Linked DNA regions of Mus musculus: regions 1 and 3 are each linked to region 2. A link is a loop called in an ENCODE intact Hi-C map of the cell type or tissue named here. Cell type or tissue: left cerebral cortex. All regions are shown on one strand. Links, peaks and the distances in the headings refer to the core of each region. The heading gives the core; the rest is flanking DNA.

Region 1 (10,119 bases), core at 1,322-9,321, 240 kb before region 2:
ACTAAAAACAACCCAGTGACGGGGTACCGTGGTGAAGCCCCAGGGCCACCATGTCCCAGCTTTTTAGCAAATGGCACTGGTGATCTGGGCCTCTGATTCTTCATCTGTGATGTATTCTATAGACAACTGCAGATCTGACACAGTGAACATCCAAAGCTTGAACTGGGGTTTGTCACCTCCACAACCATGAGGAACCAAAAACAGGTTCTGTGAAAGGGAAGTGGAGGGTTCTGCGGCTCATACAGTGTTCCGGGACAAGAGGCCAGGTAATGGGGACCGTTCGACACCCACCATCCCCCACTCAATCCTTTGCTCTGAGGGAGGCAGCGGCAGCTGTGAAGCCCATCTGTGTGGAGACAGCTAGGCCCCCAGCAGGGCTGGCTACCCAGGACGAGCCAGACGTTAGCCATCTTCCCTTACTGCTCTGTGGCTCGGATCCCCAGGATGGAGCCCTTGTCCAAGAGGGCAGTGGGCAGCACGTGGGGTGGGCAGTCTCACTAAGATGGGTGAGTTGTTTTCCTAGACACCGGAACTTTGGGGTCAGAGCGTCAGTCACAGGGAGGCTGATGTTAGGTAGCCACTCTCCACTTCTGAGAGGTACGGTAGGCAAGGCATCTGCAATCCTTGATCGGTTGATTGCCCTGCCTGGCTCTGGGGACACTGTTCATCCTGATCAATAGTTTGTATTATCCCCAACAGAACCCTGGTATCAAGCTCTCTGCTTCCAAGTTCACACTGCAGAATGGTTGAAGCAACCTGTGTAAGTTCTGGCCTCGATGCTGCTGCTTCCAGGAAGCCCTCCCAGATATTTTTCCCTGCTGAGGATGGAACCAGGGTTTTGATTATGCTAAGTAGGTGCTCTACTGCTTGAGCCACACCCCTAGTCTCTCACTGGAGGTTTCTAGCAAGCGCTCTATTGTCCTATTGTTCTGTCTCCCCTCCCCTGGAGAAGGGGCAATAGCTCCTCCCATCCCTGGTACCTAAACCCATTGTGCACTTCTGGGCTCTTCTCTCCCACTTTAATGCTATGTTCCGCTGTTCTGTGGCCTCAGCTCATACAGTTACACCAAGCACACTCTCCATAGAGCGGACTAATGGCCTCATCGCTGTGTGATGCCCTATGGGAAGATGACAGAGGGTCACAGTGGGCCGTGCACATCCCCCGTGACCCTGAAGGCCAGGGGATCTGGCCCTGGCCTTCCCTAGGAGCTGGGACTGGGTCCATATGGGGGAGGTGGGGACAGGATGTGAGTCTCCAGGACGCCTCAGGGTCAGTAGGGTATGTTCTCAGGCTCTGTGGCCAGGAGGAATGTTTCTCCGTCTGTCAGGGCCAGCTGTGGCTTGGGGGACCAAGGACAAGGGGCTGCAGAAGGCCAGGGTAATGGGGAGAGGAAAATCCGGACACCAGAGGCAGTTACAGAACCATTAAATACAACTTAGAAACAATCTGGGCTTTGGGGGTGGAGCGCAGAGGCGGGCGCAGTCAGGGTGGGGCAGTGTGGGCCCGGTCCTGGCGGGGGCTCAGGCTGGGGTCATCTGAGGGGCTGGGCTGCGGGAAGCCCGGCTGTTTGTGCAGGCCCCGAAGCTTGGCCAGTAGCTCCTGGACGAAGTCCTACAGACAGAGTGGGATTCTGAGAACAGAGCAGGAGAGAGGCCTCCCACCCCAAGGCCTGTGTCTCTTTGGGCAACAGCTTATTCGAAGTGGGATCTGGGGCCAAACAGGGCGGGAATGGAGCCTAAGATAGGCAAGAGAAAAGGGCAGGGGCAGGTAGAAAGATTGGAGGAAGCTGAAATTACTCCCTGGGTCAATAGTTCTACTGGAGGCAGGAGGATTGCTATGAATTTACACACTGAGTACTTATCTCAAGAAAAAGGGGGAGGGGTGTGAAAAGGCAGCTCTGTGGTTGCTCTGTGGTTAAGAGCAGTGGCTGCTCTTCCAGAGGATCCGAGTTCGGTTCCCAGCAGCCACATGGCAGCTCACAACTGTCTGTAACACCAGCTCCAATGGATCTGAGCCCTCTTCTGGCCTTCATGGGCACCAGGCATGTGTGGTGCACAGGCATACATGCAGACAAAACACTTATCCACTTAAAATAAAGTCAAATAAAAAATAGAGATGGAGAGAGACAAAGACCCTGATCCGAGAGAGACACAGGCTCAGATGGAAGAGGGAGATGTTTCTCAGGCTGAGAGACAGTCCCCAGAGACCAGGTCTGAGCCAGCTCCAGGCCGACTGACAGGCGGTGACGTTTGTCCCTCTGGCATCTAGGAGCTAAGGGGAGAACCGTGAATATTTTCCCTTTTAAAGCAGGGAAGGAAGTGGGAGTGGTTGTGTTGCCCAGCTCCAGGACCTGCAGGATGGGGGCCCTCCAGAGGTATACAGGGAACCCCAGGACGGTATGGACAGTCACGGGGAGCCCCCCCCCCAACCCCCAGCCAGCCAGCAAGGGACAGGCACCATATGGGCAGAAACAGGAGCCCCGTGGGGGATGGGCTCTGAGGCAGCAGCCTGTGGATCCCAGTGACAGATGGGAAAGAGAGGGGGGAGGAGGAGGAGGAGGAGGAGGGGGAGGGGGAGGAGGAGGAGGAGGAGGAGGAGGAGACAAGGATGACAAAGAGCAGGACTGTCCCCATCCATCCTGGCTATGGCCAGCCTTCCCCTCCCCCTCCCCCAGTGAGGTGAGGGGTCCACTCCCTCTGGGAAAGACAGAAACTCACCTCTGTGGGATTTGCACAAGCCTCCAGAAGTCCCTGGGGGATGGGGGAGAGCAAAACAAAACAAAAGCCAAGACAAACAAACAAACAAAAACCAGTAAATAGATGACACCTATTCCCTCAGAGGCCCTTCCCTTTCCCAAGGGAACAAGACTTCTTGATCCGCCCAAGTGGCTTCAAGCAGGAGCTCAGAGTGACCAGCTCCAGAAGGCTAGAAGGCCAAGCCTCTGTGGTCAGGTCAGCGGGGAAGGACAGGACAGGGGCAGCCTGGGTTGGGCTCCTAGCTTTGGACAAGCTGTGTGACCCTGAGCAAACACTTCAGCCCTGCTGAGTCTCATTTTCCTTTCGGTGGTAAATGTTTTATAGCGTTTTGTGGAGGATTTAGTGTCTGGCTTAGCAAGTGTTTAATAAACATGTCAACTTGGCTTGTCCTGTTTAGGGCTCTGTGATTTGTTGGACTGGGGGAGGGACGACTCTCTCCTTTCTCTCCACCTACCTGGATTTTCCGGCATCTTTCCTCTTCACTGTCCAATTCCAATAGCTCATCGATGTTGACCTCGTCCGGCATGTCTGACTCCTACGGCCAGGGAGAGTGGACTGGTCAGAGTCCATGTCTCCCTGTACCCACTCCACAGCCTTTTGTCAAGGGCTCTGGAGGCACTTCACCAACCCCAGGCCCAGCTGGCCGGGCCTGCAGCGATAGATGATGTGGCAGGCAGGGACAGCACCACCGAGTCAGACATCTGGGTGGGGTGTGGGGGTGAGGGGGGTGACAGATGGGTGGAAGGAGGCCCAGGCCTTGGTACCAGCCCGATCAATCGATGCCTGCACCCTTGGTTCAGCCCCGGGGGCCTTGGGGCTGGCACAGGGCTCTCTCCTTGGCTGCAGTCCCTACTCAGCAAAGCAGGCCCAGTCGAGTCTGGGAATGTCAGATTCTAGGATTTGGGGAGGGATTGGCTTCTGCCCTTTCAAGGGAAAGTCTTAGCAGTGGTGTGGGGGAGGGGAGACTGCTGGGGCGGGCCCCTTCCCCTGGGGACAAGAAGGGTTTTGGGGCTTATGGCCAGCCAGACCTCCCTGGGCCACATCACAGGCTGCTCAGTCAGAGAAGTGACCACCTAGGCCCACCATGGCCGGCTAACAGGAATCATCTCTGAGGGGAGGCTAAGGCCTCGTGGTGGTGATACAAAGGATATCTGAACATGTTGTGGACAAGATCCAGCTGTCCTGGGCCAGAGACCACTGGACCTAAGCTTCTACTTTGCCAGCTCTGCTGCCCAGCTGGGCAATGAGGGTGCTGTCCTGTGTGGGAGAAGGGATCTCTGGCATCTAAGTGTGCTGGGCCCGAGACTGAGGGGCCTACTTGCCTTGAGAGAGTGTAGCCAGTGTGGCTGCCTCTCTAGTGTGGCTGTCCCAGGTCAGACATGGCAAGCTGTAGGGACTATCTTTATTTATCTTTTTTTTTCTTTTTCTTTTTTTTAAGATAGGGTCTTTCTGTGTATCCCTGGATGACTTGGAACCCACTCTGTAGAACTGGCTGGCCTCGAACTCACAGAGATCTCTCTGCCTCTGCCTCCTCAATGCTGAGTCTAAAAGGTGTGAGGTGCACCATGCCAGGTTTGTTTTAGACTTTTCAGACAGGGTCTCCTTATCCAAGGTCGTCCTTGAACCCCTAACCCTCCAGCCTTCACCTCTCAAGTGCTGAGGTCACAAGCGTTAGCGGCCCTGCCTACCTTGGTTTCTAGTGTTCTGTGTTCCTGGGACACTTTTACCAGTTCCGTGTGTAATTTCCACAGACGTGTGTGTGTGTGTGTGTGTGTGTGTGCATGCGTGCGTGCGCGCGTGCACATGCACACAGAACTTTAACATCTGCCACTCTGTTTGTAGACAGCCATACTTTTCTTTTTTGGCAGCAGATAATGGCCCATGTAACTTGAGTCACTCTGTGTCCCTGGATAGCTATTGGAGCTTGGAGCACCCCAGCTGGAACTGATGTGTATCTGTGCCCAGCTGTATCTCTTCACTTGGCGCCCAGGGGGGTTGTGTTGTGCGTGCATGTCAGTATTCCATGGCAGGCCATGTTGTCCCTTAACTTAATCCACTTGTGTTCCTGTGAGTTTGTGTGTGGCTCACTTTGGTGCTATGTCTGAGTGGCTGTGACTTCCGTCATCTGTGAAAATTGTTGTTTCCTCTGCTGAGAGTCTCTGCTGTCCTATCTCCCTTGTCACCCATGTCTATGTTTGGCTTAAGGACATCCCCTGTCCCTATCCGTTCTCTCAATATGTTGGCTCTGCCCGCCACCCCCCATCTCATCCCCAGCCCTTCCCAGTTGTCTGGGTTGATTGGACGCACACATGTCTGGGGATCCTGGGTGCATGTCTGAGTGTCCGCGAGCTGGATGCCTCTAAGCACCGAGACCAGCGCCTCGGGCCATGAATCCTAGCAAAGGCCGCAGTCGGTGCACCAGCGAGCAAGTACTAGGGTCACCGAGGTCGCAGGGTTGCAGGGTCTTAGGCTACCTCCGTCCCTCAGCCCCGGCCCCTCTGAGTCTCACCCTGCCGCGGTACAGCTCCTCCAAGCATCCGTCGATCCACTTCTCCACGTCCAGCCGTCGCTGCAGCTCCCGTCGGTCGTACTTGACCGTGACTCGCGCGTGCCGCTTCTGCAGCCCGCTGGGGCTGCCCCCCGGGCCGCGGGCCCGCGACGGGGACTGCAGCTTGCTCAGCACGCGCTTGCCCAGCCGCTGCGCAGCCATCGTACCGTCACCCGCTGCCCCTACTTTGCGCCCTGCCTCGCGCTCCGGGATCTTAATGGCCGGGGCGGGGCCACCGGGGGCGGGGGCTCGTGCTCTGGGACCCGCCCCTCCCCGATCGCCGGGCCTCAGTTTCCCTTCCTGCAGAGGCAAGCTGGCTAATGTGCAGCCTTCAAGCCCGGGGTCCTGCGGGGGTTCAGATGGGTGGGGGCGGGGTGCCCATCTTAGAGTGCCCCAGGGCAGGCATCTCCGGGCGGGGTCCCAGGACACGCTCTAGGGTCCGTCCTGTGCTCCCTCTGGCGGCAGCGAAGGGTGTTGCAAGGGCGCCAGGCCTAGCTGTACGGGAGGGGGATCCCACTGAAGTTTCTCTTTTTAAGAGGGACCTATTAGTCTGGCCTTAAACTCCTAAACCTCCTGTCTCCACCTTCTAAGTGATGCGATTCCAGACCTGAGCCACCACACTCAACTTTTTCTTTCTCACCCCTGCTCCCAGAAGGTGATCGGAAACGGACCCCAGGAGTGTTAAGCCAGTGCTTGAATCATCTTTTAGTTTACCCCGCTCATTCACGCACTTTTCCATCCACTTATTTCCATTTATTCACTTGTTCCTGTTGCGATCATAAAAAGAGATAAAGCTGTACAAGAACATGTTCTGGGGGGTGTGAGGAAGGGGATGTCTCGGCGGGCCCATGCCAAGGCATCCCTTCCCCCTGAGAGACCAGCCACACTGACGGTATACCATGGAATAGAGTTTATTCAGGGCATGGGGAAGAGAGTTAAGAGGCAGAGAAAGGCAGAGAGAAGGAGAGAGTAGAGAAGTAGAGGCCGGCCATGGCCACGTGGAGAGAGGGGGTAAAGGAATGGGGAGAGAGGGGGAACAAGGAGGCAAGAGGGAAGAGAGGCAAGAGTAGGAGAGAAAGAAAGGGAGGAGGGGCCAAGCAGCCCCTTTTATAATGGGCCAGGTCTACCTGGCTGTTGCCAGGTAACTATGGGGAGGAGCATACCTGGCTGCTGCCAGGTAACTGTGGGGGTGGAGTCCAGACAGAATACCAACACTCCCAGTACACATTGTTTACTGAGTGTGTCAACAGCATGTGACTTGGGTGCTTAGGAGGCGGAGGCGGGAGATTCAGGAATTCAAGGTGAGGGTAGGCTACAGAGTGAGCTTCAGAGTCCAGGACAAGCTGAGCTGTGGACCCTGCCCAGATAGATAGATAATGATAGATAGATAGATAGACAGACAGACAACAGCCTGGGTGAGCGAGATGGCTCCCTTGGTAAAGAGGCTTGGTGCTAAGCCTAAGGACCCCGCACATGAATCTCAGCTATTGAGGAAGGGTGGTAAAGACAGTACAAGAGAGGCCGAGGTAGACTGATGAAAATTCGAGGTAAACTTGGACTACATGCTGAGAATTACCTCAAATATGGGAGGCAGGGGTACCTGGAGAGATGGCTCAGCAGTTAAGAGCATCAGCTGCTCTTGTAGAGGAACCGGATTCAGTTCCCAGCACATACACACATGTACACACATGTACACACACACACAAACACACACGATGGCTCACATCCACTTGTAACTCCTGTTTCAGGGAATCTGATGCCCTCTTCTGGCCTCCAAGGGCTCCTGAAGAATACACCCAGCACTCGGGCATGCACAAGCATGTGCTATGTCAGGCACTGTACTAGGCAGCGCAGAACCAAGTCCCCCTAGTGCTCACGCTGCGGCAGTGGCAGTAGGTGCGCTGTCTCCAGTTTATTACATGACAAGGAGAAGTGGATGGTAATGTGACCAAGGGTGTCAAGGGAAGATCCTGGCTTTGCAAGTTGTCTTACTCAGGCCAGAAGCAGCAAGAACCACACTTCCTTATTGCTGAGGGTCTGGGTGAGCTCAAGCCGCACAGGTGGTGAGCAGGCAGTCTGTGCCTGAGCTCAGCGCCACACAACAGCACTTTACCAAGGCGTGTGTGCACGCCCGCGCGTGAGTATGTGTGTGTGTATGATTTAACCATTTGCTTTTTTTGTCTGCTTCTCAACCAGCACTGTACTAAAGGCCAGTAGGAGTTATGCGCCTTGGGCGCAGGCAAAAGGGGGACACACTGGACTGGAGAACGGGTGCAGTCAGACAGGGCTTGGCCTGCAGGCATGAGGAGCTGAGTTAGGATTCCTAGCCCAAGTGTTAGCCTGGCACAGGCAGGAGAGGTGGCTCAGAGGTTAAGAACACTGGCTGCAGCAGGGTGTGGTGGCACACGCCTTTAATCCCAGCACTTGGGAGGCAGAGGCAGGCAGGTTTCTGAGTTTGAGGCCAGCCTGGTCTACAGAGTGAGTTCCAGCACAGCCAGGGCTACACAGAGAAACCCTGTCTCGAAAAAACAAAAAAAGAAAGAAAGAAAGAAAGAAAGAAAGAAAGAAAGAAAGAAAGAAAGAAAAAGAAAAAAAAGAGAACACTGGCTGCTCGTGCGGAGAACCCGGGTCCTACTTCCAGAGCTCACATGGTTGCTTACAACCAACTGTAATGCCCATTTCAGGGGATCGAATGTCCTCTTCTGACCTATAAGGGCACCAGGCACCCAGATGTTATGCATATATATATACATACATTCAGGCAAATGCTTATACACATTTAAAAAAAAAGAGCTGAGTATGGAGGTGCCTGTCTATAGTGATAGTTCTAGAAAATTAGGGACAAGGAGACCCCTAGGGTTCTCCAGCCAACTGGTCTACCAGAATCAGCAAACTGGAAGTTTAGTGACAGACCCTGTCTCAAAATATAAAGTGGAAGTGGATTGAAGCAAACAGCAGATATTGATTTCTGGCCTCTACCTACAAGTACATGACTGGGCACACAAATACATAAGCGCAAGGAGCCATTGTTGGCTACATAGAAAGATCCTATCTGAACCTACCTCCTCTCTAAAAAGTCATTCTTCGGACACACTGCACAATTCCAAACAAATCAGTGTAAAGGATCCTTCCATCCAAGGGGATGCTTTATTCAGCTCCACCTCAGAGCCACACCTCCACCCTTCTCCCTACCTCCTCCTGCTATTATCATCGTCGTCATCATTATCATTATTATTATCTTAAGACAGGGTGTGCAAAAGTTATTGAGCCTGACTGAGACTGGCTCTATAGAGCAGTTCAGATCTGGGTGGGAGACACAGGAGACTGCCAACCTAGATCCAGGTTTACTGAGAGGTCTATTCTAGAAGGAATAAGGCAGAAAGAGGTAAATCAGGGCTCTCAGAGATCTGCTGGGACTAAAGGTGTGTGCCAGTATACCTGACAAAATTAAAGTTAAAAAGACACACACACACACACACACACACACACAGAGAGAGAGAGAGAGAGAGAGAGAGAGAGAGAGAGAGAGAGAGAGAGAATATACACACATCTATGAGGGTGCTTGCCTCTCTCACACACAACACAGCCCTGGGAGGCCTGTGTTCAGCCCTAGAACAGCCCTTGTTATTCATATTATGTCTCTACAAACCCGTGCTTTTCCAAAGATGACAGCTGACCTTTCCAAATCGGCAGGTTTTCACTGAGATGATGATGAGTTGCTCTTTTAAACCAAAGCAGCCAGAATAAAGAGCTGTTAGGCAAGTTCTCTATAATTCTAACAAGGAAATCCCAGTTTGTTTCATTTCAGCTGCGTTTGAACGTGCAGGCTTACCCTGAGAGGCCAGAGCTCTCCATCTTATTTATTTATCTATGTATTTAACACTATTACTCTCTTCAGACACCCCAGAAGAGGGCATCAGAGCCCATTACCGATGGTTGTGAGCCACCATGTGGTTGCTGGGAGTTGGAACTCAGGACCTCTGGAAGTACAGTCAGTGCTCCTAACCGCTGAGCCGTTTCTCCAGCCTCTCCATTTTATGTTTGAACCCGGGAACTGTCAATTTGGCTGGGCTTCCTTGCCAGCAAACCCTAGGCTCCCTCAGCCTCTGCTTCCCTAGCCCTGGGATTACAGCCATCTGCTATGCTGCCCAGCGTTTTACATAGGTGCTGGGGGCTCCAACTCAGGTCCCTGAGCTGGGATGACAAGCACTTTACCAACTGAGCCAGCTGTCCAACTCTTGTTCCCCCTTTTCCCTGACCACCTCTTGAGACAGGGTCTTACTGCACTTGCTGTGTAGAACAGTTGGTCTCAAACTCACAGAGATTTCCGCACGCACATCTGTGTCCTGAGTGCTGGGGTTAGAAGAGGACACTACCATGCCCAGTCTTGTCTCTTTTTGAGACCTTGTTATGTAGCCCAGGCTGACCTGACACGCATCATGTCCTTTCTCCCTCAGCCTTCTTATTCACAGGGATTAGAGGCCTGAGGTCACCTCAGTGGGTACTGAGGATAATTCCATTCCAAAGCAAGAGTCATGGCAAGCATCAAACGTCTACTGGCTGTCGCTGCCTGGTGATTTCTAACAGTGCCTGGATCTGTTCACGCTTGTACCTTCTCGCATTTATAGCAGGACCTGACTCAAAATGTGTGTGGAGTAAGTACGTGCTTCAATGAATGAATGAGTGAATGAATGAATGGTGTTTTCTCCCCAACCAGGATCTCCAGCCACTTGGGGTTGTTTATAAGCACAGAGTAGGAGCTGGAGGGAAGCCGGAAGGGTGGGGATCAGCGTTCTGGGCAAGATAAAGAAAAT
Region 2 (10,119 bases), core at 1,006-9,005:
TGTCCTTACCCCCGACCGCCATCCTCTTTGTCTTCTTCCTTCCCAACCATCCTCTCCTTCCCCCACTCTCAGCTTTTGATGAGTTGTTGAATTATTTCTCTTCTGGTTTGGGGTAGTTTTCTTTCTCTTCTTCTTTCTCTTTATCCTTATCTTTTTTTTTTTTTTTTCTTTTTGGTTTTGCTACCAAAAAAAAAAAAAAAAAATTGAGCCATTGGCTTTCCTCCATGCATTGTGGACCTGGTCCCAGGGGGATGGGTGGGACAGCTGCATGGTTAGGGGCAGCCCTGGCTGAGCACAGGTATGCGACTTGGCCTCTGGGGAGAACCCAGTGATGGTAGTGATCTGTGTGACTCTTGCCAAATGTCATCTTTGTGAGCCTCTGATGGCATCCAGCCAACGGACCCCAGGCCTGGGGCTCTTTAAAGACTCAGCAATGCTGCATGTGGGGCCTTCGGCAGCTCAGTATTGCCATGAGTGGGGCTCTGGCCGCAGCTTGCCACTGGGACTTCTTGTTAGCATGACTGGAGTGGCCCTGGCCAAGGAGGGGTCTGCACCTAAGGCTCCAGGACACGGTTGTGGGAGTCTGTGCTCTGTGTCTTGGCTTCCAGATCTTTCCAGATCTGTCTTGCACTTTCTGTCTCTTTGTGTCCTTGTCTGCCTCAGTCTCTCTGTCTCCCCTTCCCTCCAGCTTATCTTGTGTCTTGGGGCTCTTTGTGAGCCGACATCTTTGTTTCGTTCTTGGAAACTTGGTTTGGGCATGTGAAGTGTGGGGTGGAGTGTGGTAGACCCTGGATCCTGTGGAGTTCTCTTAGAGAGGATTACTAGAGTTTGAAAAAATGGGGGTATAGATATACCAGGGCTCTAGTTAGAAGCCGGAATGCAGGAATCAGACCAGGGGTGGGGCTATGGTCATGGCTGTGGCACAAGGAGGAGCAAGGTCCAGGTGAAAATAGGTTGCTTGGCAACCAGGTTAGATGCTGGGTTGTATAAAGTAGCTATAGGTTGTGGTTGGTGCTGGGGTGGTGGGGTGGGGACTTGGGCAAGCACTGAACCCTGTGTCCCCACAGTCAGGTGGCTCAGATCAGGAACGCACCAAGAAGAAGCGCCGGGGGGACCGCTACTCCGTGCAGACATCCTTGATCGTGGCCACACTCAAGAAGATGTTGCCGATCGGACTAAACATGTGTGCTCCCACCGACCAGGACCTCATTGTGCTGGCCAAAGCCCGCTATGCCCTGGTGCTTATCCAGCCCCACCCAGTACCCTACTCTGTTTCTAGGATCCCAGGGAACCCCTAAGATCCAATGGAGACTTTCGGAATCCTGATGTAGCATTCCCCAAAGCTCTCCAGAACGTCAGACACTTACCGAACCCTCAAGGATGTTCTGAACCTTGCGCTAGGATGTGGAGGACTCCATCCAAGAAATCTAAGGACAGGGATACAGTTTAATCCCTAAATGCAACCAAAGACCAATATAGCTTATAGGACCCCAATAAGCTCTGTAGGACTTCACGGGCCTCTCCTCCCACAGCCATGAAACCGCCTTGCCCCCACCCCCAAGACACCTGAAGTCTGAACTATCCCCTGAGACTAAATGAACTCTTTGTAACTCCTCCTCACGACTGAAGGTCTGGGGTCCTATGGGACTTTTCAGCTCACCTCCTTTTGTCTTCAGGCCTCTGCTGGCAGCCAGTGACCCTTTATGAGTCAAAGCCTCTCAGAGTCCTAATGTCCCCTGCCCCAGGACCCCCACTCCCAACCTCTGGCATCTCAAGGGTCCTAGGGATCAATTAATCCAACCCCCCAGAACTTCTTAAGGTAGCCTGGACACCAAGAAAGCTCCTTAGGGCCCACGTCTCCCTTACATAAAATGGTGAGAAGATGCTTTCCAGCCTCAGTAACCCTGAGAAGTCCTCTAGGATTCTGGCACAGGACCCCTCTAAGCATCTGGCAGCTTTCTACCCCACCTCCACCCCAGGGTCCTGAAGACACCTGACTTCTTCCCTCATTTTGCAGCAACCTCTTCTCAGGGTCTCCGAAGGCCACGCCTCAACTTTAACCTCCTAGGAGATATTGAGTACTTGGGACCCTATAGAACCCTCCAGAGCCCCCACAACCCCTACGGCCCTACTTCACCGGCTAACTCTCCCACTGGCCCAGTGTAGCTGGACACTTAATTGGCCTCTCCAACTTCCTATAATCTCTGCTGACCTTGCCATTCCTCCTTGTATCCCCCTCACCTCTCCTGATCCTCCAAGACAACACACTCTATTCAGCCCCTAGAAAAATCCCTCTTTGGGCTATTTGACTGTCACACACACCCCAGGCTCACTAATCCCCTCCGTGCCTTCAGAGTGAGCCTGTGATGTCACTTTAGACATCTGTCTGTCCACAGCCCACAGTTACATTCTTCTCACTTTCCCTAGATCATACCCACACAAGTTCCTCAGCAAGTCAGGCCTAGAAGGGGGAGGGCTGCGGGTCATGGTGGAAGGGGAGGCCTCCAGAGTGACCCAGTGGGCTTTGTCTTCCCAGAAAGATACAGATGAGGAGGTCCGTGAATTCCTTCAAAACAACCTTAACCTTCAGGGAAAGGTAAGTCGTTTGAGGGGAAGTGTGTGAAGCACCCGACATGGAAGAGGGACTTTTTGTTAAATTACATGTATGTATTTAGTGTGTCTTGACATACATGTAGAAGGAGTCAGGGACGACGCAGGAATCAGTTCTCTCCTTCTACCATGTGGGTCTCGGGGGTTGAAGTCAGGTCTTCAGGCTTGGCAGCAAGCCCCCTGCCCACTGAGTAAACTTGCCAGCTCTGCAGAAGGAACTTTGCTTCGCATTCACCTCCTAAGCTTGGCGGGGGGAGGGGGCGGGGGTGCAGCCAGCCAGGGAGGTGCCGTCACTCCCCGGTGCTTACTCCCTTCAGGTGGAAGGCTCACCATCTCTTCGCTGGCAAATGGCACTGTACCGCGGCGTCCCAGGCCGCGAGGAAGATGCCGATGATCCCGAGAAAATCGTGCGCAGAGTTCAGGAAGTGTCCGCAGTGCTCTATCACCTGGACCAGGTGGGCGGGCGCCTCTGTGGCCGAGTCTTTGCATAGGGCCTGGTCTGTGGGCGGGGCCAGATGGTGATAGGAGGGGCTAGGGACAGAGCCTTTCTCTCAAGGAAGCATGGAGCGGTGTGGATCTGGGAAAGGGGCATACTGCATCTAGGGACAAGTGTGATAAAGCACTGGGGCTAGAGTGAGGCTTCTGGAAGGTGCCTTGAGTCTGTTGGCGGGGGTCGGGGGTGTGGGGAGCCTAGGCCTTCCTTTGACGGCTCTGCACGTAGACTTGAACACACATGGACAGCATCGCTAGGGTTAGGTGGAACTTGGGTCATTGCCATGATCTGAGGAGACGTGACAGACTGCCCCACTCCCTAGACGGAGCATCCTTACAAGTCCAAGAAGGCGGTGTGGCATAAACTTCTGTCCAAGCAGCGCCGGAGGGCTGTGGTGGCCTGTTTCCGCATGACGCCCCTGTACAACTTGCCCACGTAAGGCATCCAGGAAGGAGGATAGCACAGGAACTTGGAGGAAGGAAAAAGGACCGAGAGTCCGGAGGATGGAGTACCAAGAGGGTTGATTCTTAGGGCTGAGGGCGGCAGATGCAGGGGGCGGGGGCGGGAGGATGCGGGGGACAGGAGAGGCTCAGGGGTCTGGAGACCTTTGCCTTGCAGGCACCGAGCGTGTAACATGTTCTTGGAGAGCTACAAAGCCTCCTGGATCCTGACTGAGGACCACAGTTTCGAGGACCGCATGATAGATGACCTATCGGTGAGCTGGGGACTGCTTGGGGATGAGGGGCAGGGCTGGGTGGGACTAAGGGAGCCCTCCATAGAGAAACGCGACCCCTTAGGCTTGACTTGGGAAAAGAGACAAAATTCTAGTCCAGCAAGACTATGAAAGGGGACCGATTGGGACTCCAAAAAAGCACCCCCTCCAACCCTCACCCATCCCCCCAGAAAGCTGGAGAGCAGGAAGAAGAGGAGGAAGAGGTGGAGGAGAAGAAGCCAGACCCCTTACACCAGTTGGTCCTACACTTCAGCCGCACAGCTCTAACTGAAAAGAGGTGAGGACTCCTCCCTCCTCAGAAACGTTCCCAGATCCTAAAACCAAAAAAAAACAAAAAACAAAAAACAAAAAACAAAAAACAAACATGGCCGGGCCACGCCTTTAATCCCAGCCCTTGGGAGGCAGAGGCAGGCGGATTTCTGAGTTCAAGGCTAGCCTGGTCTACAGAATGAGTTCCAGGACAGCCAGGGCTATACAGAGAAACCCTGTCTCAAAAAACCAAAAAAAAAAAAAAAAAGAAAGAAAGAAAGAAAGAAATATTCCCAGATCCTTAAAACAAAAATCACCTGACCTTTAATTTTTTTAATTATACTTATTTGTTTATTGTGTGTGCATATCTGCCGGAGGTCAAAGAAAACCTTGCAGGAATCTATTGTTTCCCTCAACCACGTGTGAGTCCCAGGAATCAAACTCATCTTTCCTTGGCAGCAAACTCCTTTGCCCTCTGAACCACCTTACTGGTCCCCAACCATTGGACTCTTTAGTGTCACTCTGTGAGGACAGACAGGTACTTTATATTGTTGCTGAACACATCCTGTCTGAGGGGTTCACAAAAGATGCCACGTGGGTTTATTAAAAGAACATGTCTTGCTTAAGGACTGGACATAGAGCTAAGTAGTAGCACACTTGCTCGGCAGGGACAAGGCCCTGGTTCAACGCCCCAGAGCTGTAACAAAACAAAGCAAGAGGAATAAAAGCATTTGCCTGACAAAGATCAGGATGATATTACAGGGGGTGAAGAGAATCAATATATATGTAATTTCTCTACTAGATAGGAATGGAGACATTTCTAACTCATTTGAACACTTGATAATGAATTAATGGCCATTAATTCATTTTAGTAGTAACTATGGTTGTGAGGATGCTTCTGAGGGGCTGGGGAGATAGTACAGCAGTTAAGGTCTCTTGTGGCTCTTACAGAGGACCCTATACCCATATCCACATATTCAGTACCAACATCCACATAACTGCTGGCCACCATCTATAAATCCAGTTTGGGGATATCTGGCTCCATCTTATGGCCTCTGAAGGTATTGCACTCAGTGCATATATATATCCAAGACACACGCTCACACACACACATTTTTAAACTTTAAAGATTAGCCAGGCTCTGGGTATTGCATGCCTTTTCTCCCAGCACTCATGAGGCAGAATCAGGCGGATCTCTCTGGTCTACAGAGTGAGTTCCAGGACAGCCATGGTCACACAGAGAAGCACTGTCTTGAATAAACTATGAGTGTTGATTATGCCTGATACCATGCTGCGCACCTGACATGCACATTGGCTCACACAGACTACCCTCACCAATTCCTTTTATTTTGTGAACGAGGACATGAAAATTCACAGGGATTTATTTTTCTCACATAGCATGAAATCAAGCTCTAGAGTGTCTGGGGCCGGGCAGGGTGATCCTGATCTGTCAGTCTTAGCTTGGGTCTTAGGAGTCTGCATCAGTTTCTTACTTGCCACTATAAACATCATTCTCCACAGAAACTATGTAAGGGGAGGAAAGATTGTTTCACTTGCTTTTGTTTTTTGAAGGAAGTTTTACTCGAAGGTAACCACACCTACTCATTAAGGCTTCCTGTCAACAGAGACTTTTCTGACTAGAAAGGCCTAAAGAATTTACTATGTGCCTTTCTCACCTCAACCCTCCCTCACCTTTTGAGACAAGGTCTCACTGTGTAGCCCTGTCTACTAGCTCTCTGTAGACCAGGCTGGCCTGCAACTCACAGAGATCCTCCTAGTTCTGGAACCGCACCCCACCTGGCTTTGTTCTTTTTGAACGATCCCAGGATGGATCAGATATGGATCGGATCACCTCAGCCTCCTGAGCGCTAGGATTGCAAGCCTAAGAGGCCACTGCTGAACAGTGTTTCAAAAGATTTGTTTTTGGATGATGGTTTCAGTAGATTTCAGCCGACTGTGGCTGGAAAGGCATGGCATTGGGAGTGTGTAGAGGAGGGTGGTCACATCATGACCATGTGCCAGACAGGAAGAAAGGGCAGCCTTCCCTTCCCCACCCCAGCAAGACCTTTAACTGTTTTTCTCCAGTAAAGGACGCCCTCCCTGGTAAGCTTATGTACATAGCCCATGGTCAAGACTCTGACATCCACCTGTGGCTGCAAAGGATGTGGAAAAGCCAAGTATCTTGTTTCCCATCTGTGGGAGACTCGTAGCTCTGTTACTCTATGTAGGCTGAATTCCAGAGCAAGCTGTATAGCCTCGGCCAGCAGGTCTTTCTTTGTGACTCTTTTTTTTTTTAAAGATTTATTTTTATTTATATGAGCATACTATAGCTGTCTTCAGACACACCAGAAGGGGGCATCGGATCCCATTACAGATGGTTTGTGAGCCACCATGTGGCTGCTGGGATTGGTTGGTAGGTTACCTCCCCAGCAAGACCTCTGGAAGAGCAGTCAGTGCTCTTAACCACTGAGCCATCTCTCCAGCTCCTTTGTGACTCTTTCTACATCTGTAAGATGGGGCTGGTAATATACTTGATGGGACTGCTGTGAGGATAAATTGGTTAATACATGAAGAGCGCCTGACTTCGTCCTAAAACAAAGAGAAACCTCTATTGTAAAATGGACCTCAAGCTGGACATGGGGCTGCATACGTGTAGTCCCAGTTCTAAGGAAGATGAGAGAGCAGCGTTGAAGGCCAGCTTAGGCTACAGCGACAGAATCTGCCCCCAAACAAAAGTCTGGGGACGTGGCTCAGTTGGTAGATTACTTGTCTAGAGTGGATGAAGCCCTGTGTTCAATCCCCAACACCATAAAGAACAGGCATGATGGGACAAAGCTGGAATCCCAGGCCTCAGGAGGTGCAGGCACCATGATAAAGGGCTCAGGGTTATTCCATATTGAGTTTGAGGCCAGCCTGGGCTACCTGAAGCCTTATCTCAATTAAAAACAAAAAGTTGGCAAGGTGTTGCCACTGGGTGTGTCTCTCTGCTTACCTCCTCAGCAAACTGGACGAAGACTACCTATACATGGCTTACGCTGACATCATGGCAAAGGTGAGTTCCTGCCTGTGCTCTGCCGGTGTTCCCATCTCCCCGGCCGCAGTGTCCCACACACTGAAGGGGCTCCCGGGGAGGTGGGTGGGGAACAGGGCATCCACTTTGCTCTCTCACCAACGGATGCTGCTCCCCAGAGCTGCCACCTGGAGGAGGGCGGGGAAAATGGCGAAGAAGGAGGCGAAGAAGAGGAAGTGGAGGTGTCCTTTGAGGTAAGGGGAATGGGGGAAACTCTTGACTCCCGTTCACTCTGTATGTGACCAGAGTGCTGCACCTGGGCACACAGTGGCAACAGAGGGGGAGGCGTTGGTGAAGGGTAGGGCCAAGATGGGGCCAGCTCCAGGGGTACAGCAGCTCAGACACAGAGTGAGAGGGTGCCAGGGAGGGCTTCTCAAGGAAGAAAGTATCTGAGAAGGATAAAAGTAGAATACAACAGCCAGCTGTGGTGTTGGAGACCTGCCATCCTAGTGTTCAGAAGGATGAGACAGAAGAATCATAAGTTCGAGGCCAGCCTAGGGGACATGAGGAACCTGCACTTTAAAAAAGGAAGGAAGGAAGGAAGGGAGGAAGAAAGAAAAAAGATGTTTAGAGGCTAATGAGATGGCTCAGCAGTTAACAGCACATTGGCTTTGCCCAAGGACCTGATTTCTGTCCCCAGCACCTACATGGTGGCTCAAAACCACCTGTAACTCCAGTTCCAGGGGTTCTTGTGCCCTCTTCTGGTCTCTGTGGGCACTGCATGCATACAAAAAGTGTCCATAGAGACATTCAGATCTGCTTATACACGCGTGTGCGCACACACATGTACATAAAATAAACACACCTTTAAAAATATATTTAAAATACAAATCCATAAGCTGGACATAGTGACTGATTCATGGTTATAATACCAGCACTTGAAAGTCTGAGGCAGGAGGATTGCCAAAAGTTCCAGGCCAGTCAGAGTGATACTGTAAGACCTTTGTCAAAGCAAACGAACCCTGCATTAAGTCTAGAACTGGATAGTGCCTGTCCTTTATGTAGTTATCTGAAGCAAGATGTAGCAGGCGTTCATTAAGAGGTTATAGTGCATATTACGTGATAGATATTTCAAGACATTTGAAACTGTAATGTGATGTGAGTGCATTTGTGAGTCTTCTTGGTAACAGTAGCAAGAGTTCTGGCAACATTTGCACAGCATAAGGAATTCCAGGTTTCCACTGGAGAGTGACAGACAGGAACATAGAGCATGTTCATAGACTTTAGGCACTGACCTGCTAGAGGTCTGCAGACATGAGCCAGGTACAGGAGAGGAACAGAATTTGAGCCCACTGGGGCATGCATGGAGAGTTGGCGGATATGGCTGTAGCTGAGAAGACAGATGAGGGAGAAGGACGAGGCTCTGGGATCCCAGGCTAGGCTGCCACCGAGCACTCAAACCTGTTCCCACCCCAGGAGAAGGAGATGGAGAAACAGAGGCTCCTGTACCAGCAGTCAAGGCTGCACAACCGGGGTGCTGCTGAGATGGTACTGCAGATGATCAGTGCCTGCAAAGGTGCTGTCTCTGCCCCCCCATCCCAGGCACCCCCTCCTTGCCCCTGTGAACACACCTGCCACATCCTCCCCAGTCCACTCGCTCCCTGCCAACCCTGCTTGCCCCCTCTGCATGCCTCCAACCTACATACATACTTCAGCTCCTGCTGATTTTCTGGGGTGTCTGTCTTTTGAATCTCCCCTGCACTCTTTGGTCACACATAGAACCCTGTCTGTACATAAACTTCATCCCCCTCTTTCACCTACCTATGGTAGGTTGTGTGTGTGTGTGTGTGTGTGTGTGTGTGTGTGTGTGTGTGTGTGTGACTGTGAAAACCTCAGGCTGAACAGGTCATTTATTTTATTAATTTGTTTCTTGGCCTGGTCTCTGCGACCTCCAGGAGAAACGGGTGCCATGGTGTCTTCCACCCTGAAGCTGGGTATCTCCATCCTTAACGGAGGGAACGCTGAAGTGCAGCAGGTAACAGCCGCGCAGGATCTTGGGAAGAGGGGCTGAGAGGGGGCGGGGGCAGGGGGGTGTTGTTGAGTGGCTTCCAGGCGCCCCCCACCCCCATCTCCTGCCACTTCCACTGCAGAAAATGCTGGATTACCTGAAGGACAAGAAGGAAGTGGGCTTCTTCCAGAGTATCCAGGCGCTGATGCAAACGTGCAGGTGGGGGTCTCCCTTACAGTTCTGCTCTGCTGAGGGGCGGGGCGATGGCGGGGGTGGGGCCTGGGGGCGGGGCGTAGGCGGGCTCTACTTACACTCTCCTGGTCCAGGAAAAGGGCCCTACACAGAGGAGTACAAATACTAGAGCGTTTACTAGGAAGAATCTCACAAGTTGTAAGACCGAGTTGTGGGTCGTGGTGGTGCTCACCTTTAACCCCAGCATTTGGGAGGCAGGGGCAGGAGGATCTCAGTGAGTTTGAGGCCAGCTTGGTCTGCAGAAGAAGAGGGAGTGCCAGGACAGCCAGGGCTGCACAGAGAAACCGTGTCTGGGGGTGCGGGGGCGGGGGGGGGGAGAGGAAGGGAGAAGGGAGGGGGAATGGACCCACTGAGTTATGGGCTAGCATTGTACCTTGGCAGCAGAGCCCTGCCTAAGCTGTGCAAGACCTGAGTTCCTCCTCCACCATGGAAGAGAGGATAAGATGTGACACATGGTGGGGGGTGGGGGGAGCACTCAGAAAGCAGAGGCAGGAGGATTACAGAGAGTGTAAAAATACACTGAGCTACAGGAGACCCTGTCTCAAAAAAGGAAAAAAAAAAAAAAAAAAAAAAGGAGGGACAAGGGGAGAGTAGTAATGAAGGTTCAGACAAGTGGAACCTTGGTTAGTGACAGTTCACAGAAGGGCCCCAGCAGGGCTCACCGGCTCTCTTAGAAGACCATATTCGTCTGGCTCTTCCACCATTTTTCTTTCCTCCCTTCTTGCTGTCAGCTGACTTTTCTCTAACCCTCTGTAGGATTGGCT
Region 3 (10,119 bases), core at 1,181-9,180, 100 kb before region 2:
GGAGCCAGGCTCCAAACACCTACTCCTTAAGCCAGCCATGAGAATTTGAGTCTTGTGGATGGGCTCTGAGATGCCTGGTATCCTTAAATGTCTGCCTGAAGGCCACCTGCACTTTGGGCCCAACACACTGGTTTGTAGAGATTAGCTAACCTTCCGGTTTCCCTTAGGCCTGAATTTTAAAATATTCTGGAAACATCGGCTTCCTTCTGCCTACACTCCCCTTCCACCACGTTGGGTGGAAGCCTGGAACTTAGAAGATGCGGTGGTCATGGTAACCCAGGTCCTTCATTCCTTGACTCTCAGCCCGAGAGCAAATCCAAAGGGCTTTATGAGCCCTGGATCTAAGACCCAAGATGCCATTGGACCCTGGGTGCAGGAGTCAAGCCCTCACAATTTTGGGATTGGTTTTGGCCTGACACCTTGATCCCTTCAGACCAGAGACATTCAGCAACAAGATGCCACAGTCTTTCAGCACCGTTAGGCTCCAGGTGTTCTTGAATTCAAAGTACTTGTAGACTAATGAAGCCCCCATTTCCTCACTACCTGATTTCCCCGTCTCCCATGTCCTGCCATCCAGAGGCCCATAAAACTGAAATGCCCTAGCAATGCCCAGACTCCCACCCCCACCCCCTTTATCCTAGGGCAGGGTACTTAAGCCAGTGTAAATTCAGATTCCTGGAATCCGGGATCACCTAGCAGTTTCCCCTTTCCCCTCTCTAGGGCCTGGCTTTGCTATGGAAGATTGTGTGCTGTCAGCTCAGCAGAGGCAGGCAGCTACAGGGATCAAGCAGAGACCGCAGAAGGCCTACCCTTTGCACACCTGTAATTCCGGGGCCAGCAATTGATCCCCAGAAGACCCACCCCCACCCCAACCTTGCAGATTTCCCACACTATAACCCCTAGTACATTCAGGTCCCTCCCCTGTGAACCTCTTCCATCTCAGTTGGGGGTTGCTCTGAAAAGCTCAGTATTGTTTTGTAGTACTTCCCCATGGAGAAGAGAGGAGCCACAGCCTCTTTTCCCTAAGTAGAGACACTAGGATCAGGTGTCCTGGATAGGAGAACTAAGATTTCAGAGCCAAAGTCTTGATGGTTCATGGGCTTAGGACCTACATCTGGCCCTAAGTACCTGGGAATGTACACTTGAATCATTTTTCATTACCCAGACTTGGGTGGCCTTGTGGGGGTTCAAGGGATGAATATTTGTGTCACTTCCTTTAAATTATTAACTATTTATTGTATCCGGAACCTGTGATTCAGCTCCCCCAAGCAGATCCTGGGATGGGTGAGAGAAAATGGGGAAAGAGGGTGTCCCTCCCATCCCCCTTCTGCCCAGCTCTCATCAATTGTCAGACCCACCAGAGCTGAGGGCAGAGGGACTGGGGGCTGGGGCAGCCTGCGTCCCCATCCTCTCTTTGTGCCTCGGTCTCCCCCCCTTCCATGGTAAGCGGGGGAAGCTCCATTCTTAACCTACCTCGTTTTGGGAAGGGGTGGGGAGGGGGACCAGAGTGCTGTATGGTGCTGTGAGATCTTCGGATTAAGCAGTGGGGACTTGGGGAAGGTTCCCTAGTCCCCCATCTCCAGTACCCCCTCTCCCAGGTCCCCTTGCCCTGTTCCTTGTCGATACCCACCTCTGATCCATGATTACCTTTCATTGCCCCCATATCTGGGGTGCATGGAGGACTGAACCCTGGGAGCCAGGAAGACCTCAGATCCTAGAGCTCCCGAGCCCAATTTTCCAGCTGCTTGCCCCCCAGACCTTGGGGGAGGTCCGCCAACATTTCTCTTCCTGATCTTGATTCCAAGCCAGTCTGTAACCTTGTTAGTGTCAGGGCAGGCTGATGTGGAGGGAGGATGGGGGCCAAAGACCCAGCCTTGTCATTGGGGGAGGGAGGGGACTTGAGATCTGCTCCAAGAAATGTCTGTGACTGTGTCTCCGCCTGGTCTTTATTCGTGTTGGTGCGCCCTGTCCCCTTGTTTACCCGAAGGGCTTGTCTTTACTTCTCGTCCCTCTACATTCTGCAGTCCTGAGCTGGTCATCTGGCTGGTTTATATGTCCAGTCAAGTACATTTACTAAGCCCCTAATGTGTCAAGCCCCATTGTGACTGGCAGCGACACAGTGAACAACGGGAGGGGAGGGGGTTCAGTGGGTGTGCGCAGGGGCCAACCAGCACTAGCCATTAAAGTAGGAATTGGGCTGGTAAGTTGGGAATGGATTTAAGCAAGGTGGATCCTGGGAGAGGAGGGTGGAGAGGCTTTGAGTGACATTTTGTTACCCCAATGGAATGGAGTTAAGCAAGGTGGATCCTGGGAGGGGAGGGTGGAGAGGCTTTGAGTGACACTTTGTTACCCCAATGAGTGAGATGGGACCATAAGAAGGCTCCCAAGTATTGATTTGCATTTTCAAAGGCTATCGCTGTGTGAGGAAGACTCCTGGGGTCGTCCCTGTGGAGCTGCAGGTAGTGTCTGTGAGAGGGAAGAGGGAGGTTAATGGATGTTTGGAAAGACTCCATAATTGAAAAGAAATGTGCTCGCTTGCCCATAGGTATGTGTATGCACCACCTGGCTCCTTGGTATCGGGCTCCCTAGAACTGAGCCATGTGGTTGCTGGGAACCGAAACCCAGATGCTCCGTAAGTACTCTCTTGCTTAGCTCTCTCTCCAACCAGAGCTCCTAGGTTTACACATGGAGTTTGACAGAAGGCTGAAAATGTTGCTCAGTGGTGGAACACATGCTTAGCATGGGCAAGAGCTTGAGGTAAGGCCCAACACCAAAGAAGGAGTAAAGGTTATTAGCCCAAGGATTTTGTTTTGTTTTTAATATTTTAAAATTATATGTGGCTCCATGCATGTGACCTGGAGTTTCTGGTGCTTGTGGGCCACATACATGGAACTTGTGGTGATCTTCCTATGAGGACACATGTCTAAGTCACCAGATCTGGTTTTGAAACATTATTTTGTATTTATGTACATGTGTGTTTGCAGGGATGCCCAAAGAGGCCAAAGAGCATGGTGGATCCTCGGGTGCTTACGAACCCCCAGAGGTCAGTGCTGGGAGCCAGCTTTTGAGAGAGCAGCAAGTCCAGTTCCCCGACTTCTTGGATTTTTGTTTTTGGACAGGGTTTCTCTGTGTAGCCCTGGCTGTCCTGGAACTCACTCTGTACATCAGGCTGGCCTCGAACTCAGAAATCCGCCTGCCTCTGCCTCCTGAGTGCTGGGATCAAATTCGTGCGCCACTACGCCCGGCTTTACTTGTTATTAACTAAGGATGCACCTTAACATATGGACCATAATCCTCACACTTTTAAGAATGAGTGCTTGAGGGGGCTGTCGAGATGGCTCAGTGGGTAAGAGCACCAACTGCTCTTCTGAAGGTCCTCAGTTCAAATCCCAGCAACCACATGGTGGCTCACAACCATCCGTAATGAGATCTGATGCCCTCTTCTGGTACGTCTGAAGACAGCTACAGTGTACTTACATATAACAATAAATAAATCTTAAAAAAAAAAAAAAATGAGTGCTTGAAACATTGGGTGTGACACAAACCTATAGTCCCAGATCTTGGGGGGCTAAGATAGGAGGGTCTTAGTGAGGCCAGATTCCATTTAATATATTAATGGCTGGAGAGATGGCTCAGTGGTTAGGAGCACTTGTTCTAGCAGAAGACTTGGGTTTGGTTCCCAGCACCCACACAAGACTTCACGACCACCTGGAAGTCCTGGAAGTCCAGTTGCAGGAGATTGTAAGCCTTCTGACTTCTGTGGGCACAAGGTACGCGCACACACATGCACACGCACACACACACACACACACACACACACACACATACACACACACGACATTCAGGCACATAAAACATATACTTTATTGCCCTTGGATCCCAATCGCATAGATGGAAAAAACCAGTTTGGCAGAAACATTAGCTGGCAAATGGAGTCAACCCCAGTCCCATCGGCTTGCCTCCCCCTTAGGATGGAGTTTCTCAATGGCATCTGCTTTTTCTTTCGAAGGCCTACAGAGGCAGAGAGTCTGGCTAACACTGGACCCACTGTGAGGTGGAAGGAGGGTCTGGCTGAGGTGGGAGAGTGGATGTGAAGACGTGCTGAAAATCTAATCCTAAAGTGGAAGAAAAACAAGTCGGATGGGACTTTCGGTCTGGGGTGCACTAAGAACAAAGGGCAGCTGGGCGTGTCACACGCCTGTCAACCAGCAAACAGAAGGAGGAAGCAGGACTAAGAAGCCAGCCTGAGCTACATAAATGTATAAATCGAGACCCTGCCTCCAAAAGTATAAAAGTTAAATAAGTTGCTTTTTGCTTTTTTTTTTTTTTTTTTTTCTTGAGAGTCGGACAGTAGGGACACCCGAGCCTCCTGCGACCTCGTAGATCCAAACCTCAAGCTATAAAATTTACACTGGACAAGTTACCTGAAGGGTGCGCGTGGCGCGCGACCAAGCCAATAGGAGCGTGGAAGCGCCTTCGCACGAGAATATGGTTGGATAGCAGCGGGAGAGAGGAGGCGGAGGGAAGAGGGGGCGGAGCCTTTCCCTGGCGGAAGGGGGCGCGCGCACCGGGTCCGCAGACGGAGTTGCCATGGATGGGGCCATGGTAGCGGGTGACCTTCTGACACTGGGGTAAAAGATTCGGTGGTGTGGCCTGGGGGTACGGGAAGGGCGCACTCGCCTGGGGACGCGGACGCAGAGGGACTCGCACTGACGCGTGCCCCGCCGCAGGTACGATGCCCTCCCGGAGGGGGCGTCTCGGGGTCCCGCGTGTGCAGACTTCAGGGCGCTGTGCGCGCGGCTGGCGGCCGAGCTGACGGCTCTGGGAGCTCTGGAGCGGCGAGAGGAGGGCACCGCAGTGCTGGGCGCCGGCCACGGTGCGTGAGAAGCTGGGTGGACGGCGGGTAGAGCCGCGGAACCCGCTGCTTCCTGATGGCTTCTTCCTCCCGCAGGCCCGGACACAGAGGAAGAGTTCCTGCGGCAGTTGGCCGGCTGGCTGCGGGCGTTGCACTGCCCGGATCGCGCGCTCTGCGGCGGAGACTGCGCCACCGTGCTGCGGGAGCCCGGCGGCGGCCTGCGTCTGCTGCGTGAGCGAGCTTGGAAGGCCCAGGGTGGTGGCGGTGGGCGGGGCCTCTGAATGGGGCGGGCTCTGACGCTCAGACTGGACTCCCGTGGGTGTGGCCAAAGCTTTGCGGCGAGCTTGAAGGCCGCAGGTAGATAGGCTAGGGTTAATTAAGGCTTGGCTTGAATTCTGACAGAGGCCTCTGAAAACTTTAATGCGTTGAGTTAAACGCCAGTTGGGTGGTTCTGAAGTGGACCCACATCCCCCATTGTCGGTGGGTGAGGCTTACTCTGGGGGAAGGGCCAAGGTTCTGGTTGGGTAGGGATCTACTCCTCTTTTTAGGGTTTCTTTGCTCTGAGCTCCAGGCTGCCCGCCTCTTGCATCTAAGGCTCCAGCGGGATTCTAGCCCTGTGCCATCCTTTGGAGAAGGGACAAAGAAGGCGAATGGCGTTGTTCAGGAACTGACGCTAACTCTTCAAGCCCTGGGGCTCCCCAGACCCCTGCGTGGAACCCTGGCTAGCCAGCTACTTCGGGAGTTTCATGACAAGGTAGAGAGAGTCTCCTCCTGAGGTACCTTACTTGTGGAAAGGAGCCTGTTTTCAAAACCAGCTCTAAAAAGGATGACCCATCGACAGTGGCCATTCGTTCTAATTTGCTTTTTGCTGTGATAAAACACTGACCAAAGCCAGCTTAGGGGAGGAAACCGTTTGTTTCCCTTCACAAGTTACAGCCCACCGTTGAAGGAAACTGAGGCAGGAACCCAAGCCTCAAGCCAGCCATGGAGGACAACCGTTTACTAGCACATGCCTCCCGGCTTGTTCAGCTACCTCTTATACAGCCCAGGCCCAGAGTGGGCTGGGCACGCCTATATCCAATAGCAATTGTCAAGTTGGCAAAAGTCGTTAACACTTCTGAGACCCAGGTTCACAGGGTTGAGGGAAACTAGAGCCCCTGAGAAGGTCCATCCTGTTTGTGTCTCACTGGCTTCTAATGATTCTCCCACCAGATCTCTGAGCTGCTGCCGTCCCTGCCCCCGGAGTCCATGAAGCCCCTCCTTAACTCGCAGCTGGATGCATCCCGATGGGTGAGAACATGTGCAGATGGCTGTGAACAGTATCTACCCAGAGACGGGACCCTGGGCATGACCAAGACCTTTCCTTCCAGGAAGCCCTGGAGTCTCTGTCCCAAAGCCTGACAGAGCAGTACTGCTGCCGCCGCTGCCTCCTCCTGAAGCGCCTTGACCTCACAACATCTGCTTTCCACTGGGGTGACCGGGCAGAGGTGTGGGGACCATAACAAGAATAAGCAGGCCCGCCAGAGGAGCTCGGCTGCAGGGAAGGGGGTCGAGGGCGAAGAATATATACTCTTGGGGATCCTGGGGCCCAGGCCACTTTAGAATCTTAAGATTGCACTTTTCATTTTATGTGTCTTACCTGTATGTGTGTGCACATCATGTGTGTGCAGTATCCACAGAGGCCAGCAGGGGGTGATGGATCCCTTGGAACTGGAGCTATAATGTATACCACCATGTGGGTACAGGGGACTGATCCCAGGTCTCCTATAAGAGCAGTACGTTCCCTTAAGGTCAAGCCATCTCTCCAAACCACACTTCACAATCTTACAGGGTTTAAGACTTCTAGACTCCCAGGGCCTCAAGGGCATTCTAGAAATCCCAGCTCTCAGCTGGGAGTGTCCTCAGAACTATTTACCGTATGTAACAAAATAGACAATAAGGCTATTTTTTTTAAAACTGTTTTTGTGTAGCCATGACAGAAAATACCAGAAACCCAGAGTTTTTTTCAGGAAAAACAAGTTCCTTTTGGCTTATGGTTTTGGAGGCTGAAACATGTAGCCTTGGACAGGTGCTGGCCAATGTCCCATCCCATGTCACCATAACACAATAGGACTTGCAGGAATCCCTCCGATGGTGGTACCCCGTGATTGTCGGCCAGGCTCTAGTTCTCACATGGTCAACCCCTTCTGAGATTTTGTTTCTGCTTCAACTTGCGAGGTAGCTGAGGCTGATCTTGACAGTCCCTCCTGACCCTCCCTCTTCCCTAGTGCTGAGACTCCAGGGTTACTCGCATCCAGCTCTCCACCACAGCACATGCACCTTGGAGAAGCACCCACTCCCTCCAAAGCACACGGAGGCCCTGAGTAGGGATGAGCTCTTGGGCATCTTCTCCGTGTATGCCCTTCTCCTGCTCTAGGCCCACGGAGAGGTCATGAAGGCGGTGCTGTCCCCAATCCGAGGGCTTCTGACTCCAGAATCTGATGTCTCTATCGCACATGTTCTGGCTGCCCGAGCTGACCTTTCCCGCCTGGTCCCAGCTACCAGTGTGGCTGCCCGACGAGGGACCAGTTGTGCAATCAACAAGGTGGGCACACCTGGGGCGGGGAGAGTCTGGGCATCCTTGGCTTTTAGATTGGTCTTTTGGGGGTTTCCCTGGTTCAGTGTTCTCCTTGGTTCCTGGCCTCTGGACTCAACTGAATTCATACTACCTACTCTGCATGTCAGCTAGAAAGATTTTTTTTTCTGAGACAGGGCTTCCCTGTGTAGCTTTTACTGTCCTGGAACTCTGTAGACCAGGGTGGCCTCTTAACTCAGAGATCCTCCTGCCACTGCCTCCTGAGTGCCAAGATTAAAAGTATGTACCACCGTCACACCTTCCTCCCCGCCCCCCCCCTTTGAGATATAGAGTCCTAGGTAGCCCAGGCTAGCCTCCAACTCATTATGTAGCCAAAGGCTGGGTATAAACTCTTCCATTTCCCAAGTGATAGGATGCTGGGGGACACCAGCACCCCCAGCTCTCTTTACCTCCTACTGAAACTCAAGTCTTATCAACTCTTAGGTGCTTATGGGTGATGTGCCAGACCGTGGGGGGCGCCCCAGTGAGCTGGAAGCTCCCATGCCTACTTGGAAGAGCCGACGAGAAGATGGAGGAAGGGGGAAGGCTGGCCAACAGCGCTGGGGCCGCAGAAAGAAGAAGAAGTGAAGGGCCTTTGAGGGACGGTTGCAGATTCTGCCAGGCGCTGATGCTGCTGGCACTCCTTCAGGAGGCACTGAGGGGTTATCCTCGGCAAGCCTGGCCTTCCCTATTCTAGAGGCCCTAAATGCCCTACACCCAGCCGCCACTCAACACTATGAACCGTGTTGTCTGAAAAATAAATTTAGTTCTTTTGATGGCTATAGGATCTTGTTTCTGTTAGGGACCAGGTCAGGGGTGTATGGGTTTGTGGGAAAAGACACATTGAAGCATCGGACTTTATAGGTGCTCCCTGGTACCAACTCAGCCAGGTAGTCTATCTAGGCACAGCTAGATAATAGAGATAAACATCTCTGCCTTTGGGGAGTGGTTCCTGGCAAGGAGGGGCAGACATTTAACAAGATAAATAGTGAATCTCTCGCTTGTTAGAGGACCAAAGTGCCAGAGAGAAATAAAGCAGAAGGGAGAGGGGTTCAGAACATGTCTGTGTGACAAGTCTTGCGGTCAGGAGCCCCACCCCCCCTCCCCGCCCAAGGGGACATCACTGGAGCAAAGTTCTAGAGCAGGTAAGTCATACAGACCTCTGGCAAGGAGCATTGCAGGTAAAGGGAGGGAACCGGCAGTGCAAAGGCCCTGGGGTAGGAGTATTTGGGGCATGTTCTAGGAACCCAGTGGCCAGTGTAGGTGGAAGAGGATGAGGAAAGGTGAGCTGTGGGAAGGGAAGACAGGTGGTGAGGAGCCATCTTGCAGAGCTTTGTAAACCATAGGACTGGGTTTTACCTTGAGCAAGCAAAGGAAGATGTTTTTCACACACTGCCCACACCAGCCCCTTTTCTGGCACTGGTTAGAACCCTGTCCCCTCCACGCTCACAGCCTCCCAAGCCCATGCCAACAGCCCGTGCAGGCCGCTGGCTCAGAGCTCCAGTTTTAGAACAGGCGAGTCTTGCCTCCCACACCTGGGCTTGAAGGTCAGCCTTACTGAGTCTTCCTCCTCGGATGTGGGGAGCTGGGGAGCACACAGCTGGAGCCCAAGTGCATCCAGCACAGAGCTACAGATAAAAGTGAGGGGAAGGAGTGTGACTGGCAGTCAGTGCGGTGCAAAAGAACGGCTTTTTTTTAGGGGAAAAGATGGTGGGTGCTTTGTCAGAGGCAGAGTGGGGGTGGAGGAGGCGTTGGTTAGGGGAGTAAGGGAAAAGCCTCCAGATGCTCTTCAGACGCTGGGCTTCGAGGAAGCTCTGGATGGTAAGACCCGTGCTGGGCAGGGCACCTGGGAGGAGGAGGAATACACAGTGAGGAGTATGTCATTCCTCCACAACCAGGATCAAGGTCTCACTCGGACTGTGGCTAAGTAAATGAACCAGTACTCCCAGATGGGACCTCTGCCTTTAGGAGTGGAAATTGTTCCTATAACATTTACTTGAGCCCCTGACCTTATTTGGCCTTATCTTTTTTTGGGTGGGGGTGCCATGTTTCAAGTGGATGCTGCCTACGCCGACCCTGGAGAGTACGCCAAGGACGTGTGGGTAGCATGGGTAGGCAAGTGCTCTTGGCCTTATTCTTGCTTTCCCCCTTTTTGTTGTTGTTTGTTTGAGACAGGCTCTCACTGTGACAGTCTGACCAGGATCCTCACCATGTAGGCTAGCCTGGAGGTTGTGGCTATTCTCCTTGTCACAGCCTCTTCAGTGGCAGGATTATAGGTTTGAGCCACCATGCCAAGTTTTTTTTTTTTTTCTTCCAGAATCTTTTTTTTCTGTGCTAGTAGTTATCCACCTTTTCCTCCTGAGTATGTTAAAACCGCTATTATTCTCTGTCCACAATAAAAACTAGTCAGTATCCACTGGGCAGGATGGCTCCTGCCTATAATCTCAACACTCTGGAAGCCAAGGCAAGAGGACTGTGAGCCTGAGGCCAGCCTGGGTTACAAAGTGAGTTGGGTAGCTTTTACCAACCGGACATAAACTAGAGTCACTTGGGAAGAGAGAATCTCTCTGCTGAGTAATTGCTACCATTAGATTGACCTGTGGGGATGACCACAAGGCACTCCCTTGATGAATGACAATGTAGGAGAGCC

The links. A loop is a pair of places that touch in the nucleus more often than their neighbours do. Peaks named below come from ENCODE experiments on the same cell type or tissue, not always from the same donor. Only the 100,000 strongest peaks of a DNase experiment are listed, where the experiment ranks them.
Region 1: it touches region 2 in a loop (5-fold over the local background); 17 of 42 quality-filtered maps call a loop at or near these places.
Region 3: a loop joins it to region 2, with 2.4 times the contacts of the local background. A loop is called at or near these places in 4 of 42 quality-filtered maps.

Annotation. Positions count from the first base shown.
Region 1 is chr7:29,284,683-29,294,801 of GRCm38, reverse strand. It overlaps Ppp1r14a (protein phosphatase 1, regulatory inhibitor subunit 14A), which reads right to left and starts at 5,482. Exons shown (of 4, transcript NM_026731.3): 1 at 5,267-5,482; 2 at 3,212-3,292; 3 at 2,719-2,751; 4 at 1,412-1,612. The coding sequence starts at 5,467. The coding sequence ends at 1,484. It overlaps Gm45977 (a long non-coding RNA gene), which reads left to right and starts at 6,503. Exons shown (of 4, transcript XR_003946629.1): 1 at 6,503-6,606; 2 at 9,763-9,960. In left cerebral cortex, for the core only: CTCF peaks have their summits at 5,768 (motif pointing left) and 7,106 (motif pointing left); DNase peaks (open chromatin) are centred at 3,519 and 5,723; H3K4me3 peaks cover 1,616 bases; H3K27ac peaks cover 2,994 bases.
Region 2 is chr7:29,046,008-29,056,126 of GRCm38, reverse strand. It overlaps Ryr1 (ryanodine receptor 1, skeletal muscle), which reads left to right. Exons shown (of 106, transcript NM_009109.2): 71 at 1,068-1,238; 72 at 2,537-2,596; 73 at 2,928-3,065; 74 at 3,426-3,538; 75 at 3,722-3,818; 76 at 4,007-4,113; 77 at 7,086-7,137; 78 at 7,275-7,349; 79 at 8,572-8,671; 80 at 9,051-9,130; 81 at 9,246-9,322. Among named protein-coding and RNA genes, the nearest start is that of Gm26604, 21 kb to the left of the region's middle. In left cerebral cortex, for the core only: CTCF peaks have their summits at 5,138 (motif pointing left) and 7,859 (motif pointing left); a DNase peak (open chromatin) is centred at 5,137.
Region 3 is chr7:29,150,642-29,160,760 of GRCm38, reverse strand. It overlaps Rasgrp4 (RAS guanyl releasing protein 4), which reads right to left. Exons shown (of 17, transcript NM_145149.4): 17 at 6,800-9,315. The coding sequence ends at 9,259. Fam98c (family with sequence similarity 98, member C) reads left to right here and starts at 4,551. Exons shown (of 8, transcript NM_001146023.1): 1 at 4,551-4,631; 2 at 4,731-4,876; 3 at 4,952-5,086; 4 at 5,404-5,609; 5 at 6,068-6,145; 6 at 6,226-6,342; 7 at 7,272-7,439; 8 at 7,914-8,251. The coding sequence starts at 4,591. The coding sequence ends at 8,057. It overlaps Spred3 (sprouty-related EVH1 domain containing 3), which reads left to right. Exons shown (of 6, transcript NM_182927.3): 6 at 1-1,932. In left cerebral cortex, for the core only: CTCF peaks have their summits at 3,427 (motif pointing left), 4,550, 5,072 and 6,513 (motif pointing right); DNase peaks (open chromatin) are centred at 4,489 and 5,099; H3K4me3 peaks cover 1,685 bases; H3K27ac peaks cover 583 bases.